2 separate regions of the Mus musculus genome follow, and region 1 is linked to region 2. The links are chromatin loops, found by intact Hi-C in ENCODE. Cell type or tissue: left cerebral cortex. All regions are shown on one strand. Each heading gives the region's core, and the rest is flanking DNA. Links, peaks and the distances in the headings are about the cores only. Region 1 has its middle 30 kb from the start of Gm35948. Region 2 overlaps Cdh4 (cadherin 4).

Region 1 (8,330 bases), core at 263-8,262, 810 kb before region 2:
TATGACCTGCACACAAGTATATGTATGCAGGTGCGTGCACATAGAGATGCATATATACCCAACTGCACACACATATATACACAAATGCACACATACTTAATGAAGGACCCATGGATGTAAATGAATACATGTACTAATTTTAAATAAAGAGGGCTGGCCAATAGTATTTTCAAAGTGTTGGCTACAATAACAATGTTCTTTTGTTGTTGTTGCTTTGTGTTTGTTTGTTTGTTTGTTTGTTTGTTTTTCTTTCTTTCTCCAGAGCCCTCTGAGATGACTTAGGTGTGGCCAGATTTGGAGTCTGCTGTCTAGGGAAGCCAAGATAGAGACCAAGGGACAGTCTATCTTGGCCCATCCTCTCTTTGCTGGGAAAGGGAACCTATGAGGGGGAAAGCCAAGAACATGTCCTGGGCCAGCAGTGTGGAGATCAGTTCCTCAGAATAAACTTACAGATCTCACTTGGTTCCCCACACCTTCCTTCCTTAGACTAGGAAGTCTAAGGACATTTATGAAGATACACACATAATTAATGGGGATAACTCATTAATTTGCAGGCCAGGTAATCAATACACAGGTTAATCTACTTAGGTGTCTGAAGAGCCACGGAGATCTCTGTTAGCTTTGCTATCAGAGTAGCTCCCCATCGATGGCTTCTCTGGCCTCGTGGCTCTTAAGTTAACAGCCTTGGTCACGGAGAAAGCGGATAGATTAATGCGTGTTTCCATCGACTCTTTTCATGGCCAAACGGTTTATCCACAGCTCATAGGCTAGGGGCTCCATCAGTGAGAAAAAATATCTATCCGCATTTCTGAATTTCTAATCAATCTCAGTGTGATGTGTCCATTTTTTTTCTGGGTCAATCTCATGTGTTTCTAACACAAGATACAAATAGACAATCTTGTGTTTTAAAAATAATTAACTGTATCAGCCAGAGAATAATAAGGCTATTTATTGATGTGGTGGTTGTTCGAGAAAGAAAGTAAATAAAGGCAGACAATTTTCTGGAGCTCCTGTGTGTGCCACACAAAAAGACTCTAAATACCCATGATTCGGTCAAACTAGAGCTCAGGTACTAAAGAAAGCCAAGCACTAGAGAGAGTTAAGCCAGGCAAGGTGGTAACGTGGCTCAGTGGCCAGCGCATGGCCCTTCTCACTCCAGGACACTCTCAGGCAGGTAGTGCCTCTGCATCTACACTCAATGTTAAACATGTTCACTTTTCAAAAAAGCCAAACACCTGGCAATTCCAGAAGAGGAGGGGTCTTAGATGTAAGCAAGAGTCCCCACAACTAGTTTAAGCAGATGTGGACTTGTTAGAGAATCACAGGTCTGGTCTAGTATTCCTGGAAAGACTACAGAGTTGAATGTGGAAGCCACAAGGCAGGGCACGGTCATCCAGGAATGTATCAATCACATTATCAGCCGGATCCCCAGCCTGTGACTCAGCACTCCACAGTCCTAGGACACCAGAACCTGAGTGTTGCCTCAGTCTCAAGGAATTAGTCATAACTCACCCCATTTCTGCTGGCCTCTCCTGCATGCTCGTCCCCTTTTCTGCCCTCAGGGTTTGGATGTTATCTCCAGCCCCAACCTGGATGCTCACACCAGGCTGCTGTGGCACTGGCTACATGAAGGGTTTTACCTGCCCAGGTGCTCTGCTTTGAAAGGGTTGCCATGGACTTGAATGGGTCAACAGCCAATGTCTGCCTCAGCAAGTAACTGGACATGCAGACATGTTTGGCTGTGTCCTTGGAACAAGATTACCCTGAGAACCACAGTTCCCAAGGGTCGGAGTTGCCTGTTCAGCAAATTGAGCAGGGTTCAGACTCCCTCATCTCGGTGCCTGGGGTCTGGAAAAGGAGGTACCCAGAGATAAGTCTTGGTGGGGTGACTTTGTTCTGCCTCATGTCCTGCATCCCCTCCCACCTCCCCTCATCTTTTGCCCCAGAAACATATCTGCCTCTTGCCCTCACACCTGAACTCTGTGCAGACAATTTCTTCTAGACTTATGTGACAGACTTAGAAATCTCTCCATCAGAGGAAAACAGCTCTGCATAGAGATGTTTTCATTTATTAGCTGTTTAGGAGAAAATGTGTGCAGACACGAGGAAGAGCTGGCCACAATTACCTGGAAATGAGGGAGACAGTGAAGTTGGAAGCTTCCAGAATCATCTTCTAACTCTATCTGGGCTAAGCTTTTGTTCTTCTTTGTATCCCTGCAAAGTATCCCAGTGTTTGGAAAATACTTGTGCTGGGTAAAAGTTTGATGGGAAATTACCCCATGGTTAAAGCCAACCAACCCTTCTGTTTTCTGTGCTTTGCATTGTTTGGCTGATTTTCTTAAATGCCATCAGCTCCTGGGGTGGGTAGAGGGTCAATCCCTTACGTTAGCAGACAATAAAAACACTATCCTGTTGGCTTCTGGGTCCTCAGTCTCCCCAGACATGAATGAACCCCCTTCATCAGAGATGAAGAGAGAATATTGCTCCTGGTTGCCATGGCTACACCCTCCCCATCCTCTGAGTTATGATGTTCTGCTTCTTCCTGACTTCTCTTGAATCCTGCTGTGGCACTTGAGATGTTTTTAGAGGTATAAGAATCTGTTGCTTCCTCCCACAGCACAGAGGGCATCCTGGATCCTAGAGTCCACTTTGAACCCACAGACTCAGCTATGTCTAAGCCTGGGTCTCAGTCACCCAGGTAAGTAGGTGGTGATCCTAGCAGTGTCCTATGCTTACCATCTGATGTGGGTGGGGTGACAGGTTTACACATCTTACCACAAATATTTCTCTTCTAATCCTCAACCTAGCATAGAAGGTATAGAAGGTAGGCTCTCCCAGCCTTTAGAAGCCCTCCATCTCTTCCCTATTCTGCCCTCCTGTTCTCCCCCATCCCCATTCAATTTTCTATAAGCAGCAAACCCATGGAGTAGCTGATATGTACCCTGCTTGGCTGGAGTCTCTTTATTGATTCAGTTATCAACTGGGCATGGGAAGTGATTTTTCTTGTGCCAGGTGCTAACAACAGGTGGGACTGTAGTAAGGAAAAAGTCACTGGCCCGTGCATTGTTATTTCTCCATCACTATGGGCAAATTCCTGACAGAAATTGTGAGTCTATGGGGGAAATTTCTGATTCAAACCATAATACTTGCCCAGGGTCCCCCAAAGGCTCATGGCAGTCTTATATTGCAAACTGCATTTGTTCCAACTTGAAGGGTCCCCACGGCTTTCACCATTCTAACACTGTTCAAACTGTCCAAAGTTCAAAGTCTCTTCTGAGACTCAAGGCAAACTCTGAGCTGTGATCCTAGCAAAATGAAAATGAAAATTACATACTTCCAATATATAATGGCACAGAATAAACATCCCACACCCAAGGGAAGAGTGTGGAGTGTAGAAAGAAAGGCTTGGTTCAAAGAAAGACCAGAGCCCAACAGGGAAACCATTAAATCCTGAAGCTTCATGTTCCTGATTCAGGGCAAGTGGTGTTACGATGTGCGCTCCAGTGGGCTCAGACAGCTCGACCCACTGACTTCCCCTCAGACAGCATGTTTGTCCTCCCGCTTGGGCCGGCTCTACTTGCTGACTACAGGTTCCCTTAGCCAGCATCCCACATTCCAATCATTTACAGAATGGGCCACTGTCTCCCTCACAACTTCAGCTTCCCCTCCCAGCTTCAAGCACAAGCTGGAACATTCCCTTCAGGGAGTCTGAGAGGTTACACATTGCCCGAACTCACATGGTTTCTTTAAGAATTGTGTTACACATCTCTGCAGAATTACAGCACCTTATGCTGCACATCTGAAAGGCTAGGTCTGTGTGGATACTTCAAGATTCGGCTTCTGTCCTGAGAAGTATTCAAGTCCCCTTGGACCAGGGCTCAGCAGATTTGAATGCACACATGGCTGAACCTTTGAGAATGTTTCTCTAGGCATCCCTCTTCCTGTAGCACACACCTGTAGCTCTCACTGTTTAAAGAGAGTTTCCAAATTGGTTTTTGGGTTTGTTTTTATTTTGTTTTGTTTTTTTACCTTGGAGCCTCCCATGGGTCAACTCTCAACCCAGACACATTTCCTATTGTCATAGCACAAAGCACACTTTCTCTTTAATGGCACCAGTCTGTTGATAATTACAGCCATCTTGTCTGCAACTTTAACCGTGTCTATACTTAGTTTTGGACAAGTTGCACATTTTCCAACTATTTCTACCTCTTACTCCCCACTTTCAACTAGAGTCCCCACAGCTGAACAAATTCTCTACTCTCTTCCCCATCAAATACATTAGTCCATTACTGTTGTATTCAATCAATTATGCTCAAAGTTTCAGGACATGGATAGAACACAGGTCGATTTTTCCCCCCAGAATGCTACAGTCTTCATTGGCTATATGCATACTTGGCTTCCAAACTCATACCAGAAGCAGCCACTAGGAGGCACTACAGTACTCCAGGGCTTTTCCAGCTTGTCTGTGTTAGTGCCACTGAATTCTAAGTCAGCTCCAAAGGCTCAAAAACCACTTGTTCAGGCTTACTCACAGAAATTGATCCATTTCTTTGCTACTAATTTCCTTCAGTAACTTTTCATCATGTGGCCAAATATGTGACAGAAGCAACTTGATGGGGGAGAGATGCAATCTGGCTCATGGCTTCAGAGTATTCAGTTCAATGTAGTAGAATGCATAGCAAGGGAGTTCTTCCAGGGAAAGGGGAGAGCCAGGCAGGAACTTTTCACAGGGTGGCAGACCAGGACGCAACAAGTACAACCAGTGCTGAGGGCAATGAGCACTAGTGTTCATCACTGTCTGTTTCCTGTCTCTGTATGCAAAGTGACCAGCTGCCTCAAGCTCCTATAGCTTCCCCACCTGTGATGGACTATACTCTGGATCTATGAGCTATAAACCCTTCTATACTCAGCTGTGATAAACTATGTACTCCAGAGACTGTGAGCTACAAACCCTTCTATACACAGCTGTGATAGACTGGAACTGTGAACACACATGTACATGTATGCACTCAAGGGTGCCTATGAAAACACACACATACATGTATGTAAAGGTGTCTATGAACACACACACATGCATTCTCATGAGCATACCTGTAACCATACATGCTCATGCATGCACTCAAGGATGCCTTACACATACAAGCACACAAAGGTGTTTAGGAACACACACACACATACATACACATCAACTCATGTGAGCCGACACTCATATACATGCATATGAGCTTACCTCATGTGAACTTACAAAACACAATAATGTTTTACTTTGAAGTAGTGATGGTCTCTCTAGGCAGATTTCCTAGATCTAGCCTGCCTGCTCCAGTCAGTAACATCCTGCTCCCCTGTGGTACAGAGCTGCACCTCACTCCTGCTGCCTGAAAGCCAACCTCGTATCCAGAACCTTTGCAGTGCAGTCATAATGCAGCGAGTGCTACTCTGTTTTATTTTATTTTGTTATATTTAGCTTCGAGGAATACTCCTACTTATTGTAGATGGCAAATCCATTTGCCTTCCCATTTACCATAATGATAAAAGTTTTATTACTGAATAAATTGATTTGTGTTTAAAAATCATGTTTTTTCAGGAACACATTACATAAATGACTGAACTGGTGGGATAGAGACATGGAGACTCGTTAGTGGATGATACGTAATTGAATTTAAGAAAACATAGGAGCTATATATTATCAGCAGCAGGTGTTCCACACTCCATTCTTTCTAAATTAAACAATTACTAGAAATCTCCCACAACTTGGATGCATATTGTAATGGACTCTACTTGTTCATCTCTGCAGAGCCTGGTTGGTCCCACTTTGTGACACAGAGTCAGGTCTACCCTAGACTTGAACAACTCAAAAAAGAGGGTCATTGATCCGTGAATATTCATGAACCCTGTAGGTCCTAAGTGGTCTAAAATAAGGACAGATACAAAGTTCAGGGCTCTGCCTGTTTGGACCCTGTATCTCATGGGTGAGATGTGCAGGGAGCAAGTTCAGAGCCTCTTCATGTGGTAGCAATAAGGTGCCACATAAGAGAGGGAAGAAGGTGAGTAGCTCCAGGGAGGACATATTACTCTGAAGGTCAGAGATGCTCTCCCTGGGGAGGGACAATGAGCAGAACCTGGAACAATGAGAATTCAAATAGATGGGCAGAAAGAAGCAAAGGGTAGAAGTGGGGGTTGGGATGAACCCCCACTGTGAGAAAACATGGGGAGAGGTACACAGTGTCAGAATGACCTGGGGAATGAGGGAAGAGGGGAATGTAATCAGCTGTGCAGACAAGGAGGGGCTGGAGTGGCCCAGACCAGAACCATAGACAGGCTGACCTGTCCCAAGCTTGGAAAACAAAGATGACATTTAAAAAGCTATTTGCAAAATGCCTCAGACATGAACGCCAATTCCCAAGCACAACTCCCTGTCCCGAATTGATTGCATCTGCCCAAGAGATATGGTCCATCCTGACCCTGGTGTCTGAGAGCACCCCTTTCAAAATATGTTCTTTGCAGGTGTCATCAAATCAGATGACATCCTGCCAGATCGGGACTTGAACACAATGTTCTCATAAAAAACCTAGTATCCTTACCAAAATACACAGGTTTAGGGGGGACTCATTTGAGTTTAGATCCCCAGAACACATCTAAGACATTGGGCATATGACAGAGCACACCTGTAACCCCAGCACCAGGCATGTGGGACAGGGAACATAGGAAAATCAGATCCTTAAAACTCATTGGTTGGCAGTCCAATCTTGCCAGATCAGTTTCTGTGAAAGGGAGTCCTGTCCTCAGAAAATAAAGGTAGAGAGTGATAGAGGAAAGGCCCAATGCCTGCCTCTGCCCTCCACATGCACACACCCACACTAACAAGTACACACACAGCACGTATACACACACACACTACAAAAATACACACACACACACACACATACAAATAACCAGTATATACACAGCACATGTACACACACACAAAAACACAGACTATAATACATACATGCATACATACATACACACAAACACTAACAAGTACATAGCACATGTACACACACCATAAATAATACATACACACATACATACATACATACATACACACACTAACAAGTACATAAACAGCATGTTAACACAAACACACACTGTAAATAATACATACATACATACATACATGAAATCACAGAGGCTTGGAAAGGATATCACATGCCAGATAGGTTTACTGAAGTGTTCTGGGCAGTGCAAGATATGAACAGCATCTCTGACCTCCTTCCTTCAGGTGGCCACAGCACTTGTTCTGTGTTGTGGCAAACTCAATGATCCGAGACATTCTTTCCCTTGAGAAGAGGTCAGACAGTAATGTTACTATAGGTGAGAATTAATGATTTATTTTTTAACACTGCTGTTTTTAACAAAACAAGGAAACACATGATCTTGATTATCGATGGGAATGTAGCTAGATCTGAAGCCATTGAAGTCTCAAGGTTCAATAATGTCAGGAAGAGAGGGAGGCTTGAGGGGATGGTGATGAGAACTCCCCATTTTCGCCCACTCCTGCTTCATGAGAGTGTTCACAGCATCGACTGTGTCTTCACACAAGTTTACAAAGACACCACTCTCCTGGTCAAAGCTCTTCACTACCTGCCTGTCTTACCCATGGCAGTTAAAGGTCACGGCAGCAAAGACACAAGTTTCTTAATGCGAGTGAGAGAGTCTGGCAGCGGAGGGTGAAGAAGCAGGAAGGATAAGAAGTTAATACACAAAGCAAGGATGGGAACTACTTTGAAAAATAATTTCATTGTTTCCAAATGTGTTTCCAAATGTGTTTCCCTGGGCTCCAGAGTAAAAGGTCTGTTACATTAACACAAAAGCAAACTGAGAGCAAATGAAAGAAACAATGTAACATCTCTTACTCACCATGTCTAATGGGCAAGGTCTAGATCCTAGACCAGGAGGTTGAAGACCAGGTTATGCTCTTGGTCTGCCCTGTAGGAGGCAATGGTCTTCTGAGATGTTCAAGTTCAAGGGGTAGGAAGCCTGGTCCAGCTCACTTGGCCTTGAAAAGCCCATCTTATCTGTCTGGGTGTCCTTTAAATGAGAGGCTTGCTATTCAAGCCCCAACTTTCAGCTAATCGAAATCCATGGCAACCAGTTCTTCAGTCAGGCCTAGGGCCTTGTGTAGTAAATAGAAGGGGGCTGGCTGTGTCCCTGGGGCAAGTGAGATGGGACATTGGTGGGAGCTTGAAAATAGGACATTCACACAAATCAGGAGAATTCCTCTGCCTGCCTTCTCTGCTATAGATGCTCGCCCTCTCCCTCACCCACCGGCTCTAGGAGCTCTAGCCTCC
Region 2 (8,330 bases), core at 162-8,161:
AGTCATGTGTGAGGTAAGAACTGGCCTTTCCAAACCTCTCAGGAGAACAGGAGTAGAGATTTAAGTCCTCTAGAGGACATCCCAGAGGGGTCCTTTCTACCCTGTCCCCCAGCAGTGCCAGTGAGAAGTGGGCAGGGTCCCCACAGAGCTGCCCCCTGCTGGTCAGAGGCTGTCACTCCCACAGCATGCTGCCTTTGGTCAAGAAAGGCACCTAATTCTAGTGCCTCTGCCTCTTAGTGAGCAGTGAGCACAGGGGCCACGTGACTCTCTGGTGTGGGCAGTGAGCAGGGAGGGTCACGTGACTCCGGCAGTGCCTGATACAGCATGTCATTATTCTTGGCTTGCCTTTCGCAGAGCACACCTGCGTGCAGGTGCTCACTGCCCCTTCACTGTGGAGCTTGTGAACCCAAACTGCTGTGACTTGCTTTTGCTCCCTGACTCTTGCTCTAGCTGGCAGTTCAGCTTTACCCTAACAGTGTCATCCCTTAGCCTGGCACCTTGCAGGCTGTCTTCCCTGTCATACTGAAGACTGTGCAGGTCCCTCTGAACCCTGACCTGCCCTTTCTTAACACCAGAAGTGAATGCACCCACTGAAAGCTGATGAGAAGCAGACATGGCCAGCCTCCTTCTGCCACAGCCCCCTACCACCAGGCTCCCACACCTCCAGGGAGTCCCAAGCAGCCTGTGCCAGGATGGAACCCACTGAGGAAGCCTGTATTCCTCATCTACTGAGCTGAGTCTGAACACGCTGTCTTTCCCCTCCAGAAAGTCCAGCAGTACACCGTCATCGTCCAGGCCACTGACATGGAAGGAAACCTTAATTATGGTCTCTCGAACACAGCCACTGCCATCATCACGGTGACAGACGTAAATGACAACCCTCCGGAATTCACCACAAGCACAGTGAGTACCTCAGGTTCTCGCAGAGATGCCAGCCCTGAGCTGTAATTCACAGGCACTTCCTTCTCTCTCAGTGGGGAGAAGAGCTGAATGGATTGTGGGTAATGACTGTCGAAGCACAGGTGCCTCATAAGGAGAGGGACACCATGCCGGCTACTTCTAGTGGGAAGGAAGGGCCCAGACACACCTGTGGAGAAAGCCCTAGGAAATTAGGGGTGTGGTGTGCCCCAAGATTAAGTGATGGCTGATACATTGCTGGGGCCTTTGTTAAGTCTGGAGGAGCTGACCAATCAGGCTACCATATCATTTGAAGAGGCGTGTATGACTGTGCAGTGGGTACCTGACTGGGAGATGCCCAGCTGGGCCTTGGCTATGGGCATATGTGCCCTTGAAGCAAGGGTCCCTTTCTACCTTGGTCCTCAGTGGAGAGGGGCTAGCCCCTTGTGGTTCGCATCAGCAGGCAGGGAAACTGGTCAAGACTGGCTACAACACTGGACAAGAGGTCAAGAGTTCTTGCTGAACACACAGGTATTCACACAACTATGGTATAGGAAGACCACTGTGGGCCTCCAGTCATGGGCCAGAGGAACAGACCCTCCCACCCTACCCTGGGAGGGAACTCTAGAGACAAAACTATCAATCACATGACTGTCATTTCTCCTGGACCCCATGGGACAGCCACGCTGCAGGGAGGGTCCCTACCTGTGAGACCCTTAGGCGTTCTTGGTGCACATCAGACATGATAATCACTTCTGTGCCTCCCAACATTCTGTGGGGCCCTGGTCTCAGCCATCTCTGCCTCCAGGACTCCCAAGTCCATGGATTTGAACAGTTCTGTGAACACAGTCCAGCCCATCCCTGAAGAGATGGCAGACTACAGGCCAGGGTGTACCGAGGGAAAGGTCAGGAGGTCACTCCCAGCGGTGAAGTGAAAAGGGGCATGTGTCCATAATAGTAACAAGGACTTTGCCAAACACATAGGTAGACACTCTCCCATCAGGTCCCAATCAGTCTACCCTATGAGCTTCTGTTCTGGGGTCAGGACATGGGACTCTGGGCACACAGCCCACAGGGAGCAGCTGGGACTGAACCCTGAAAATGGATGCCACGTGGAGAGGAGAAGAGGGGAGAGAAAGTGTCTAGAAGGCTGAAGCCCTGCTCAAGAGCCTGTTCTCATCCTGTTCTCCTAGACCACAGCGCCATCTAGTGGCCAAATAGAAGATGACTGACAACCAAGGTGGCTCGGGCCCCCTGAAGACTGGAGTGAGTCCTGTCCCTTTCCACAAGCAACAGGTGCAGAAAAAGAGGGGTAGAAGATTTGGCCAGGCTACTCAGCCTGGAGAGGCACTGATGCTCCAGCCAGGGAGACCCTGAGAAAGCTGGAGGGTCTCTCTCTGGGTTCGGTCTGTTCAGACTCTAGGGAAGCAGTCACTGACCCTGACCTGCAAGTGACAGCCCTGCCACAGACATCCTCTGCCCTGGGCCTAGATGGACAGGCCTCTAGAGGGCTTGCTGAGCAGTGCTCAGCGTGGCAACCACCTTCTGTGACAGTGCAGGAACTCTCAGCTGTCAGGTTAGTGCCAGGCCCACACAGGGGCCACCCCAGTCTAGACCATGCCTTGCCACAGCTAACGCAGGAGTTCAGGAAACTCATGCAGGGTAGCCTTGTCAGGAGTTGATTCAGCACCACACTCAGACACAAACCCACTTGTCTTAACTAGACTTCTATTGCTGTGATAAAACACCAGGACACGTTCTGACCACATTCCGTCATAAAGGGCATAAACTCAAGGCAGGAACTGAAGCATGGAGCCCCAGTCAGGAGCCATGGAGGAACACTGCTTACTGGCTTGCCCCTCATGGTTTGCTCAGTTTGCTTTCTCATAGCGCTCAGGAACAATGGTAGCCCAAGGGATGGCACCGCCCAAAGTGGACTGGGCCCACCCACATCAGCCATTAATCAAGAAAATGGTCTCACCGACTTGCCTACGGGTAACATGATGTAAACATTTTCTCCACTAAGGTTCTTCTTAAATAACTCTAGTTTGTGTTAAATCAACAAATAATAACAACAATAACAATAATAATAATAATAATTAATAAATAAAATAAAAACAATCAGGACAGCACTCTTGAGCCAGGCATCTGCTAAGTTAGGGCTACGTGTGCTCCCAGGAATATACCCTTCTGCCTATGCCAGACTGCTGGAGTACAGATATCGGGGTACAGAAACCACACAACTCTCCCAATTTCAGGACCCCTGATCCTACCCTCAGGCCTTTGGACGGTGTAGTCACCATGAGAACCAGGCCACAGGGAAGCCAAAAGAGTGCAGCTTTGGGCTCCTTCCCAACAGAGGAGATAGCACACCTCAGCGACCTGAACGGTTTTGAGGAGAACGCCTCCGGAGAGGGTGTTCATCACAGACAGATGGTACAGGAAGGAGCCTCATAGGCCGGTGTGTGATGTTTAAGGACCCAGCCTGCCTTGCAGTCCTACCACAAGCTCCAGCCATGTCAACTTTCTCATTCCAACGAGCTCTAAGAAGGGCTGCTATGTTCAGAAAGGGCAGGAGACCTGCAGATACCCTTGGCTCAGAGATAGACAGAGAGCCAAGAATCCCTACTCTTGTGTCAAATGGGCCGACTATCTGTGAAACTGTCTGAGGTCGAATTTAGCAGGACCCAAACTGGTAGCTCTGACTCCAAGGTGAGAGGCTGCTGCACCTGCTAGGCTACTGCCCAAGCCCAACAGTACTGCCTGAGGATGAGTACAGTGGGAGAGCGCCTGCCACAGAGCCTGCCACGGAGCACCCTCCACGGTAGCCCCAGGGGAGTTTCCTTCACACTCAGGATAGACTGATTTTGCCCATGGATCTGAGCTCTGTCCGTCCTGAACCACCACATACAACCTAACTGAACTCCATCTTCCCTCATATGCATGAGCCACACCGCAAATGCCCAGGCAGGTCCCATGCCATCTGAGAGGCGCATGAGAGGAAGGAAGCTCTGGAGTGAACAGCGGCCTCTCAGCTGGGGCACAGAAGAAATCGCTATGAGCCAGCCAGCACAGGTTGCTGGGAACAGGCAGCTGGCAGGTCACACTGGAACTTAAATGTGGAGTCTAATGGCACAAAGCTCATTCCAGGAGTTGGTCCTGCCTCCATGCAACCCATGAAGGAAGGTAGAAACCCCTGGTTCCCTGGGATGTGGAGGGCAGGGAGGGACGAGCAGGTAGCAGTCTGAAGTCCTTTGAGTATAGAACACTTTTCCACATCAAGCGCACACCTCCCGTCTGATACAAGCTCTACAGACTTCATACTTGCCAGGGTACCATCCAGATTAGCGGCAGACAGGGACACCGTCTTTTCTTCACAGTGGGAGTGTGCAGGCAGGTTGGCCACACAACACACACGGGCTATTTTTGTGAAGCTTAATCAAGAACAATCAGGCAAAGCTAAAGAGATGCAGGGATTTGCCAGCTCCGAATCCTATTCCCAAGTGTTAATTAAAAGTTATTTTCTTCTTGCTCTTGTGCAGCTGCAGTGCCCCCTAGAGGCCAGAGCCCATAACTCACCCAGGGCCACCCTACCACCAGCACTTCCCCACCAGAGCAATGCAGGACCCACTGGGGTGGAAAACAACTTCAGACCATGTGTGTCCTGGGAGCCTCCAACCTACCCAATGCACAGATTCCGATGAGCACAGAGGAGCCCTGAGACCCAGCAATTGTGTGTGCTCTTCCTCTAAGCCTTGCCCCGCCCATACATAGCCACCCTCAGCTATTCTTGATCCCTTCTTGCTGTGTGGCCTTGGCTGATGTCCAGACCGCTGTGAGCCCAGAAAGCTTGTCCGTATTTTACATTTGTGTGTGATCGATGCCAAGATGGGGGCATAGCTGGTTCTAAGAAGCTTACACCTGAACAATAAGCACAGGCTTAACCTGCAGACACCAGGCAATTCTAGCCCAGACCTTTAGCAGTAAGAGGTGAGAGCTGTCATCAAAGCTTTCCACACTGTCCCTCCACTGGGAAAAAAGGGCAGAGTCATTCAGGCCCAGCCTATGCAATAAGACTATAGTGACGTTTGATATTTGTCTATACAAGATGATCTGTCCCCTCGTAGGAGTGAGTGACACCCAGTTAAGTGATTGAAATAGGGTTAGGTCATGGTGTTCCCATAGGTCACCTCCAAGCTGGACAAGGGACAGCACATAGCAGAACAGTAACTGAAGAGCACTTGAGCAGGCTGTGCACACACATGGTATTGGTTCTCTGTGGCTATGACAATGATGTCATTGGTACACAAGGAGGAAACCCCCGTTTTGGCTCATGTTTTCAGAGGGTCCCATCCATGGTCACGGTGAACCTGTGTGTGTTCAGGCTGCAAAGCATGGTGGGGAGTATGAAGAAGAAACTGCTCACTTAGTCACCGGAAGGGGTCAGGGTCTCCACAGCCCTCTCAGGGGCACAACCTACCCACTGACCTGACTCCCTCCCACTAACCCATACCTACCCTAGATTCTACTACGCCCCTAATACTGCACAGGCCAAAGACCAGGTCCTCAATACCTGGGACTTTGGAAAACTCTTATCCAAACCACAGGTAGCAATCACAGGCAGATGGCTCACTCACCAGGGTGGAAATTATTTCCCCGGAGGCAAAAGTCCACCGAACTTTAGAACCAAGGATCTGTACCTGTTACCTCCGAGATTTTGAGGTTCTTCTAGAAACATCTATCCCAATAACCAAGAGTATAGCATATGCTGTCCTCTGGAGTGACCTACCTGCCTGAGAAGGCTACTCAACTGTGGGGTTAGAACTGGGCTAACCTTCTATGAGTCTAGCCAGATGAGGCACTGTGGCACCTACCAGCCACTCATCCTAGCAGCAAGTACCATGGCCAACCTCTAAAAGCCCTGAATTCTCAGCTTTTCAACTAAGTGTGGAAACCCAGGAGGAGAGAGAGATTTTGATCCAGCACAAGTTCCTAGGACTTAAAATTTAGCATCTTAAAATTGGAATAGACTCTGTAACCTTAATTACACTCAGGCACACAGCCATAAGTCACTAATTGGGGGCTAGTTCTTCATGCTCTGAGGTGGTGGGCACAGGATTAAGCCCAGAGCTTGCATCCCTGACCACCCAGCATCACCTCCACTTCCTCAACCCTCCCTCAGGGTCCACCCTCAGACAATGGAGGCCTCCAGTGCCTCTGAAGGACCCCACAGACAGGCCAGAATACAGTGAACCAGACCCAGGCCCCACCCAGCAGAAGACCTGGTAAGAAGGCAGAGATGCAGGTAGCTTACAGGAAAAGGGTACCAAGGACCCACAGCAGCAAGTCACCCCTCAGCCTGGAACCAAGACTTCAAGGTCTGTGTCCAAAGAAGTACTTTACTCTCTTTTGGGTCCCTGGGCCCCCACCTGGCCAAGCAGAGTATGAAGGTGAAGGCACTGGGTTGGAAGAAGGAAGCAAACCAGGGTACCCTGTGTCATCCTGGCTACCCACTAACCAGGGAGCATCTCAGAGCCCACCATAATGCCAGTTCCCATGTGTTCTTACCTCATGGAGCCTGCGAGGCCTGCATGCCCACCTAGATGTCTGCAACTTGACAGCCTAAGACTCACAGATATATCAATACTTACATCTGTAACTATTGCTACACATATTTGTAACAAAGATGTTACAATAATGAAACAGTGTATCAGTGGTGGAAGGAACCAGCCTCCAAGCCAATTCAGAATCTAGAACCTAGGCTTCTGATTTCTGAACAGAGCCCGGCAGAATTTGTTTCACTGTCATGGCTAGAGAAGCCAGCTTTTGGAAAGCATGTGAGGGGGTCTGAACATTCCTAAAGATCCAGAAAAACCTCTCAGACTAAACAGACGCTGGAAATCTGGTCTATAAGAGAACACCTCTCCTAGGACATGGAAAGTCCTGGATTTAGAGATCTGGGTGTATTTATAAGGGAGTTCCCAGTGGAGTCTGACTGAGAAAAAAGCCACCTTGAATGTGGGCCGCATCATCGATGCTGGGCTGGAGACAGCAAGCTGCACTGGCAGCCATCTTACCCTCTGCTTCCTGACTGCGGATGCAGGGGGACCAGCAGCCTCCATGACTTACTGGCCACGATGGCCTGAACCTTCAAACTGGGATCCAAAATAACTCTTCCTTCCTTATGATGCTTTTGTTAGGGATTTAGCCATAGCAGTAGGGAAAATAACTAATACACCCTCAATGTGTGTGCCACTGGGGAATATGCACAAGGATGCCACATAGGCTGGGTTTGGACAAACCCCAGCATCATGCTGACACCTCTTGAGACAAGGTTACAGCTGAGATGCTGGGTTGGGCTAAGAGCCTCAACACATAAATTTGGGTGACATGGTTCTGTCTGCAAGCATCTGTGATCTCCCTCCAAAGACAGCTAGCTCCCCATATCATGGGGTGCAGGCCCTCAGACACTATGGCAACCCTATTGCTGACATGGAATGTCGGTGTCAGGAGAAGAGATTCTCACTATGGAGGTCACCAGCAATGATAGCCTCACCCAGCCACACAGAGGAACCCAGGAGCCCAGTAAGGAAGCCAGACACTGGACGTATGTGGTCACCACTCAGGTCTGCTGTTCTTTCTGCAACTGCCCTATGCCCCTCTGTGTTAAATGGCGGAAGGCTTGAAAGTAGGGTTTCATCTCCTAGCATTCTCTGGAAACCAGCTGTGCCCCACTTACTTCCCTCCTAGTGCTTCCTGGGGGCGGGGGGGGACCTTCTGCAGCCTCAGGCCTCTTAGCTCCAAAGTAGCTAGGCCAAACATGGCTCAAAAATCAAAGGAAGGCTCTGCTTTGCAGGAATGTTCCAGAACAGCACTGGGGGCACCATGGGGATATCTTTTAGGATACACACAATGGGTTCTCATCTGATCCTGAATTGACATGACAATTATTTATCTTGCTCTAAGGTGAATTTCAGGACAGCAGAGCAGGTAAGATCAGAGCACCTAAGCACAGAACCTAGAAGCCAACCCCAGTAACGGACCACAGTTGGCAGGGGGCACTTGGATTCCTAAGGCAGACACCCCCTCCCCCACTCCAAGTGAGCCCATGTGGCCTTTGTGGGTGCACACAGCAACTTCACTGTGCCTTAACATCAGAGAGGTTAACACCTCTTTGCATGGTCATTGGCCACAGTGGCTGACCCCAAGCCACCTGGGGCAGTAACTAGATGGTGGAAGGAGCCAGGGCACACTTCTCTCAGAAGCCTCTTGTAGCTGCTACCCCTAGACTCCTGTTCCTCCCACTCTCCATCACATATCCCTCCTAGCTACTTGCCATTGATCCTCCGTGCACATGAGAAAAGTGTGAGGGTAGGACAAGAGCTTGCTGCACGGATGAGATTGTCCTGCATAGATGTGTGCAGATGGGATCA

Evidence for each region. Peaks named below come from ENCODE experiments on the same cell type or tissue, not always from the same donor. Only the 100,000 strongest peaks of a DNase experiment are listed, where the experiment ranks them.
Region 1: it touches region 2 in a loop (3-fold over the local background); 6 of 42 quality-filtered maps call a loop at or near these places.

Annotation. Positions count from the first base shown.
Region 1 is chr2:179,066,130-179,074,459 of GRCm38, forward strand. No RefSeq gene overlaps it. Among named protein-coding and RNA genes, the nearest start is that of Gm35948, 30 kb to the left of the region's middle. In left cerebral cortex, for the core only: a CTCF peak has its summit at 4,426 (motif pointing right); a DNase peak (open chromatin) is centred at 4,426.
Region 2 is chr2:179,873,307-179,881,636 of GRCm38, forward strand. It overlaps Cdh4 (cadherin 4), which reads left to right. Exons shown (of 16, transcript NM_009867.3): 8 at 766-903. Among named protein-coding and RNA genes, the nearest start is that of Gm36066, 74 kb to the left of the region's middle. In left cerebral cortex, for the core only: CTCF peaks have their summits at 177 (motif pointing left), 2,119 (motif pointing left) and 4,460 (motif pointing left); DNase peaks (open chromatin) are centred at 204, 2,091 and 4,448.